Linked DNA regions of Homo sapiens: all the other regions are linked to region 1. Evidence: chromatin loops called from intact Hi-C (ENCODE). Cell type or tissue: endothelial cell of umbilical vein. All regions are shown on one strand.

Region 1 (2,500 bases):
TCTGGGCTGGCTCTGATGCGGACTTGTCACAAAGGCTTGGGTAAGTGACTTCATCTTGCTAGGGAGAAATGGTCCCTTGTCCCACGTTCAAATGGTCGCCACCTTCCAGCTATAGTAGGATCTAGGGTGGGGGCAGAGCTGAAGGCTAACCCTGGGCCAATGGGTCAACATGATGTCATGTGCATTAAGCAGGAGATTGTCCTTGGGGACCTGAGAAGACGCCTAGGGTCAAAGGAAGCTGATTTTTCTGGTTATTAGAATGGTCCCATTTCTCTGATTTCAGGGACTTCAGAAGACTTCTAGATTTGGTCTCCCCAAAGCCTGAAATGTCACTAGGGGTCACCCCCTTGACTAAGAGTTTGCTTGCTGAGGGCTCCTGTTAAAATGCTCAGCGTCACCAAGCAGGGCTGTTTGCATGCACAACGCCTGCTCATAGACGCACATTCACCTGCAAGCTTCCCTGGCTGTCTCTTAGCAGAGCCTGGACGGAATGGGATTAGGGAGGCCAATTCTGAAAGACTGAGCCTGAGGCCGGGGGACAGGACATTGGGAGGACATGTCCTTGTATGGCCTGCTAGGGAGGGTGTGGCAGACAGTGAGGACAATGGGCGGGCACGCCAGGGCAGCAGACGGTGGCCAGCTGCTCTTGGAACCGTCCCTCTCCAGCCCACCTCTTTGTACCATGCTTCAGTGCAGGACACTCTCACCTCGAATATTGCAGCAGCCCCTTCCCTGGTCTCCCGTAGCGCCTACCCCGCACTGAGGCGTCCCTGGGGAAGGGAGAGGCCAGGCGGCTGGAGTCTGCTTCCTATGGGGGCTGCCCCTGGTCTCCGGCCTTCTCCCTTCTCCTCTCCAGTCCTGCCCTCATAGGTAGCGAGAGGGGTCGAGGGCCTTTAAGAAGCTTCCCGAGATCTTCTGAATCCTCAGCAATCTCCTGCCCTGGCATTCAAGGCCTGCCTGTCTAGGATCCTGTCTCTGCAGCTCTGCCCACGTGACCGTATCCTTGGAAGAAAAAAAAAATGGGGATGCACAAAGTGACCAGCACAGGGTATTCGTGATGACCGGGGAACAGAGATTGAGAAAGCAAGAGCCTTCCTGGCAAATCTGGGTTCAGACGCGGCAGAGGTGGGTACTGTGCCTCCAACACGTTTTCACAGCTCAGTTCTCACGGAGTCCCCATCACTGGGCTGACTGAGCCCCTCATCCTGAAAGGCCAGGGGGCCTTCTTTAGCGAGGCCGTCTCGCTCTCCGGTGTCCCCCTCCGCCCTTGCTGGTTCATCCAGAGGGGCCAGGGCGCTTAGCCCTAAGTGAGGGGTTGACGGCGCCACCTGGTGGCACCGCGCCTCCATCGCGCTGAACGCTGCTGATTCCAAAGCTTCGGGGCTCAGGGTCTCTGATGGGAAGACCTCACTCTTTCAGCCTGTGTGTCCTGGCTTCCCAGGCCATGGCAGTGCTGGGGCACTTAAAGTACCTTTGGGCCTCCACACAGACTTCTAACTCAGGGTGGACAGAGGAGAGAGCATTCTGGAACCTGCTGGGCTGTCCCAACCCCATCCCCTGGGAGTTTCAGCACAGGATGCACTGGGACTGGCCAGGCCTTTGGAGGAAGGGCGTGCCCGGGGGTGAGACCACAGCCCCCACTCGCCACGGCACCCAGGGGTTCCCAGGGAGCCTGGGCAGCCTGTTGGCCAGAGCTTGGGATGGAGGCGTCCCTGGGGAAGGGAGAAGCCAGGCAGCTGGAGTCTTTGCTTCCAGGAGAACCACTGGCAGCCTTCCTGTGGGTGCTGTCCTGGGATCGGGACTGGGCCTGGGTAGCATGCGTCCTGCCAGAGAGGAGATGTGGGCAGAGTTTGGCCAGGCCACTCAGGCATCCCTTTCCTGTGGGCGGGTGGGCTTCCCTTCCTGAGCCCCAGACGTGCGAGATCATTGCCAGGACTTTCTGCCAGCAGCCATGGCAGTGATAGGACACTGAAAGCACCTTTGGGCCCCCACCAGGATGGTGGACAGGGGTCCTTGCCACCCCCTCCTCCCCCACGCTCCCCCCACAGCACTGTCTGTTCCCTGGACGCTGTGCTGAACCTCTGCTCCAGTGCTCGTCTTGGCTCCAGCCTCATAGAATCGCCTTCCCTTTCTTCCCAACCAGCTTCTTCAGCTCGTCTTGGCTCCAGCCTCATAGAATCGCATTCCCTTTCTTCCCAACCAGCTTCTTCAGCTTCTTCTTTCTTCTTCTTCTTCTTCCTCTTCCTCCTCGTCTTCCTCCTCTTCCTCTTCTTCTTCTTCCTTTTTCTGAGATGGAGTTTCACTCTTGTCGCCCAGGCTGGAGTGCAATGGTGCCATCTGGGCTCACCGCAACCTCTGCCTCCCGGGTTCAAGTGATTCTCCTGCCTCAGTCTCCTGAGTAGTTGGAATTACAAGTGCCCGCCACCACGCCCAGCTAGTTTTTGTATTTTTAGTAGAGACGGGGTTTCACCATGTTGGCCAGGCTGGTCTCGAACTCCTG
Region 2 (2,500 bases), 100 kb before region 1:
TAACAGGATAACGTTAAGGGAAAATGAAACTGGATGAGGTGCATGGGGGAAACCTTACTTCAAAAAGAATGTACAGTCTAAAAGGAATTCTATAAGCAAAGAATTTCCAAAATCATAACGATTTAGGATTTTAGATTTTGGCAGGAACTGAGGCTCTGTTTTGAAGAACGACATATTCCTGAAGTAGATTCCTGCAGAGATTTCTTGCAGAGTATGATGCTCCTTTGGATGTACATGTGCCCTGGAACATTTGTTTAAAAAAAGTAAAAAACTTAAGCATTCAACATTTCAAGTCCAGATATTTAATTTTTCTACAACTGTGTTGCTACTTGGTATTAAAAAGACAAAATTTGACTTACCTCTTTTTTTATATGCTACTGGTTTGTCGACAAATGAGTAGTAGAGTGGCTTTTCACTTTTCCACAGGTACCTGTACAAGGTAAAGAAACAGCTGGAGCAGGACGGAGATGAAACGGACATAAACACATTGTCTGAAGCACTATCTGAGATTTCTGATATTTCGTTATAGCTCTGGCTTGGAATGGCCTACTGGCACATGTCTATATTGCCTATTGAACTTAGGCCCTAGAAGGAACCACTGACCAACAGCCCAGGCCAAGAGAATGGTGTGCTCCTCTCAAAAGCCACCCAGATGCTGTGACATCTTGAAGAAGCTATTAATTATACAAAAAACATAGAAACTGTTTCCTTCACCATAAATTTCCCTTGCTGCTCATTCTCATAAAGTGAAGCTACCTCAGAAACAACTGTTCCTCATTGCCTTTGTCCCAATGCCTTTTTGCTGAGAGTTGTTAGTAGTACTTCTGATTCTGATAACTTACACACAGTGAACAGTAAATGCGTCTCTCTGGCATCTGATGCCAGGAAATCTATTCTATTCCTGGTGTAAAGGAGAGGAAAAGACTGGATTCCAGGATGACACAGTCCCAGTAGTCCCTGTTCTGACTCAGCCTATTCTTGCCAAGGGAAGGATGGCCAGGGAGTTTCCACTGTAAAATGGGGATCCTGGATTGCTCTGGCTCTTGGGGTTCCCTCCAGGACAAACACTAAGAGCCATCTAAGGTTCCTACAGATGAGGGTGATCAGTTCCAGACTCCAAAAGGAAGTGACATGTTCTATTTCTAGTTCTAGTGGCTGTTGCTAAACTTTGCCAAGCAGACGCTGCTGCTCTGGAACAAAGACAACAAGGTTCATTCTTGGTCTCATTTTTATTATTTCTGTGTTCCCTAGAGCAGAGAACTTTCATAACTTATAATAATTTTAAAAATCCACCTTCTTCTTAATCCCAGGCCATTTTCTTATTTTGAAAGACACTGTGGCAACAAGAAAGAGTACTGAATCAGAAGACCTGGCTCCACCATTTTCTTTTTTTTTTTTTGAGACGGAGTCTCGCTCTGTCGCCCAGGCTGGAGTGCAGTGGTGGGATCTCGGCTCACTGCAAGCTCCGCCTCCCGGGTTCACGCCATTCTCCTGCCTCAGCCTCCCAAGTAGCTGGGACTACAGGCGCCCGCCACTACGCCCGGCTAATTTTTTGTATTTTTAGTAGAGACGGGGTTTCACCGTTTTAGCCGGGATGGTCTCAATCTCCTGACCTCGTGATCCGCCCGCCTCGGCCTCCCAAAGTGCTGGGATTACAGGCGTGAGCCACCGCGCCCGGCCGGCTCCACCATTTTCTAGTGGCATGACCTTGAATGACAAATTATGGAGGTTCTTAAAGGCAGAGACTGTCTCAGCCATCCTTATGCCCCTAGTGTTGTCAGGGAGTGGTAGAGAGTAGGAACTCATTTAAACATTTGTTGAAGAATAATTGGGTGAATAAATGAACAAAGAAATGAATTTAGCATCTCTAAACTTATCCTCTACTTTCACAGGGTTATTCTGAAGAATAAGATGCTGTATGTATTGGTTCTTTAAATCCTATACAATAATTAGAATTATTATTAGTACTTGACAAAGTGCCTGGCTAGTAGATACTCAAGAAATATCTGTGAACTTTCCAGAAAAACAGATTAAAAATAGGAAGCCAGAAATACAAATATTTTAAAAATCTGTAGCATCTATAATAATTTCTCACCATTTATTTTTAATACTAGGAAGTAATACGTATATAAAAGCACACATTTTTAACAATATTTTAGTAATATCATTTAGCAAATAATCATTTTAACCGATTTAAGAACTGATTTTTTCAAGAATTTTAAAAAATACTTGATCAAGTCAGTAAAATCATGACTATACATAAAACAGATGTTGACTTTTTATTTTGAATTTCTGCAATGATATTAAATGTTAAGAACAGAAAGGAGTCGGGCGCAGTGGCTCATGCCTGTAATCCCAGCACTTTGGGAGGCTGAGGTGGGAGGATCACCTGAGGTTGGGAGTTTGAGACCAGCCTGACCAACATGGAGAAACCCCGTCTCTTTAGTAAATACAAAATTAGTTGGGCATGGTGGCACATGCCTGTAATCTCAGCTACTTG
Region 3 (2,500 bases), 210 kb before region 1:
GAGCATTAAAGAGGGAGGGGAAAGGGAGGGGAGAAGGCGTGTGTTTGCATGTGTGTTGGAGGGGAGGAGGGAACAGAGATCCAGAGGAAAAATGCATGGATCAGGAGGGCCTGGAGCATGAGGGGCCTGGGGGGAGTTGACCTCTCCCACCCCAGCCCTACACAGACAGCGAGTAGGGCAAAGGCCCATTCCTATGGCCTTGCTAAAGAGTTTGCATTTTATTCAGAGAACCAAGAGGAGGCACTCGTGGGCTTTAGCTAGAGAACCGAGGCAATCCCTTTGCATTGTAGGACACTACTTCTGAAGTGGACCATGGCGAGGGGCTGAGCAGGCACCACACTGGGGTTGGGGGCCAGTTTGGGCCTATGGCAGCTATTCCACAAGGAAAAATGGAGGTACACTGGTTTTCTGTGCTGTGTAACAAATAGTCATAAACTCTGTGGCTTAAAACAACACCCATTTCTGATCTCACAGCTTCTGCGGGGCAGGAGCCTGGGCCTGGCCTAGAGCCTGCTGCTGGAAGCCTCATAGCCGGCTGTGGATCCATTCGCTGCCTGTGTTCTCATCTGGAAGCTCCCCTGGGAGGAACCTGTCCTTTCCCTGTGGCTGTGGGCTGGAGGCCACCCCTAGGTCTGCCACATGGCCCTCTCCGTGGGCAGTGCAACCTCAGCTCACTTCTTCCAGGCCACAGGAGACGCGCTCCAGCTAAGCAGTGTGGCCACCGAGTGACATCCCTGTGGCATATCTTGTTGGCTAGAAGCAAGGCACAAGTCCCACCCATGCTCAAGTGGAGGGGCTTACACAGGGTCCAAGATCATGAGATTATCTTGGAATTCTGCCTACGACAGGGGCCTCCTCCCGTGTATTTGTGTACACAGCCCTTCATATCCACAGAGACCTGAGAAGACGTTATACACAGACCCACACACGAGGCTGGCTCTCTTGGCTGGGAAGCGTCTGGAGCTCTCCTCCCTTCCCCACGGGTCCTCGGGGTTTGGAGGCTGCAGGGAAGTTGCATGGAGCTCTTCCGCTCACGTATCTGTTTCTATCCACGAATTCATCTGAGGGCTGAAAGGCCTCATGGGAAAAATGGGACTGAGCTCTGACCACTCCTATCTCCCACCAGTGGCCCAAGTGGGTCAGTCCTAATTCTGCATTCCTCAGGACACAGTGTGGCTGAAGGGTGGGCATGGGATATAGCCAGACCCACAGGGACTCTCCCAGGACTGCTGCTAGGGCTGGCAGGAGTCACAGCCTCTTCCTTCCCTGGCTGCAAGATGTCCCTGGGCCTGCCAGGGCTGTAGGTCTAGCAGACATGGCCAGAGTCTCTCAGCAGCAGGAGAGATTGAAGCCAAAACCACGGGAGAAGCAGAGACAGTGACCTAATGGCTCGCCTGAGCCCCTGGATACGGCCAGGTCTGAAATCCGCAGCGGACTCCCTCATTGGGCTTGGAGGCTTCTCTGTGGCCTTCCCCAAAGGCAGCATCAGGTAGGTGACAATGAGGGTGGCTCATGGGCTCATGGGGGTGTTAGAGGAACCCCTGCTTACCAGGCCCCTGGTTTAATAAAACATGACTAGAGTGACTCCATCTTGAAGTGAGTAGCTAGGCACTCACAAGAATATTCAAGGTCTGAAAATAGCCACATTCTAAGCCGACCACCAATTAAAACAACAAAAATATCATCTGCCACCACGCCTGCAGAATGCCCACATGTCTGGAGAATACAGCCCTCTTTCCTTCAAGATAACATCGATGAGCAAGCTTAGGTTGAAGGATTAATGGTCATCAATAACACCAATAGCCCCGCCTCTAGTGAGCACATCTGCACATTCCAAGTTTCATTACCACTCCTTAGAGTTTCTTTTTCTTTTTGAGACAGATTTTCACTCTTGTCGCCCAGGCTGGAGTGCAGTGGTGCAATCTTGGCTCACCACAACCTCCACCTCCTGGGTTCAGGTGATTCTCCCGCCTCAGCCTCACGAGTAGCTGGGATTACAGGCACGCGCCACAATGCCCGGCTAATTTTTTTTTTTTTTTTTTTTTTTTTTTAGTAGAGAGGGGGTTTCACCGTGTTGGTCAGGCTGGTCTTCAACTCCTGACCTCAGGTGATCCGCCCGCCTCAGCCTCCCAAAGTGTTGGGATTACAGGCGTGAACCACCGCGCCCGGCCTCCTTAGAGTTTCTTATAAGCAGCGACACCAACACAGGACAGTGCACTCCTCCTCCTTCTTCCCGAGGATGCCCCACTCTGTAACAGAGTCGTTTCCAGTAAACTCGCTTCTTTCACTGTGCTCTGTGATTTGCCTTGAATTCTTTCCTATGCAAGATCCAAGAATCCTCTCGTGGGGTCTGGATCGGGAATCTCTTTTCCGGCAACAGGAGCACCCCCCTGGGAAACCATAAGCACATCTTGGGAAAGGCTATGGTTCCCACTGGGAAAGGGAGTGGAGGCTGGCACCATCCTTTCAGCTATCATGCTTAGAAAACCAGCTTTACGAA

The links. Peaks named below come from ENCODE experiments on the same cell type or tissue, not always from the same donor. Only the 100,000 strongest peaks of a DNase experiment are listed, where the experiment ranks them.
Region 2: it touches region 1 in a loop (3-fold over the local background); 11 of 110 quality-filtered maps call a loop at or near these places.
Region 3: it touches region 1 in a loop (3-fold over the local background); 2 of 110 quality-filtered maps call a loop at or near these places.

The regions. Positions count from the first base shown.
Region 1 is chr2:9,812,845-9,815,344 of GRCh38, reverse strand. LOC105373421 (a long non-coding RNA gene) reads left to right here and starts at 628. Exons shown (of 3, transcript XR_007086206.1): 1 at 628-1,125. In endothelial cell of umbilical vein, a CTCF peak has its summit at 1,331 (motif pointing left); a DNase peak (open chromatin) is centred at 1,324.
Region 2 is chr2:9,916,971-9,919,470 of GRCh38, reverse strand. It overlaps TAF1B (TATA-box binding protein associated factor, RNA polymerase I subunit B), which reads right to left. Exons shown (of 15, transcript NM_005680.3): 13 at 360-430. Among named protein-coding and RNA genes, the nearest start is that of GRHL1, 33 kb to the left of the region's middle. RefSeq lists an enhancer at 1,542-2,043. In endothelial cell of umbilical vein, no CTCF peak of the experiment used is centred here; a DNase peak (open chromatin) is centred at 940; H3K27ac peaks cover 561 bases.
Region 3 is chr2:10,026,209-10,028,708 of GRCh38, reverse strand. No RefSeq gene overlaps it. Among named protein-coding and RNA genes, the nearest start is that of KLF11-DT, 16 kb to the left of the region's middle. In endothelial cell of umbilical vein, no CTCF peak of the experiment used is centred here; no DNase peak of the experiment used is centred here.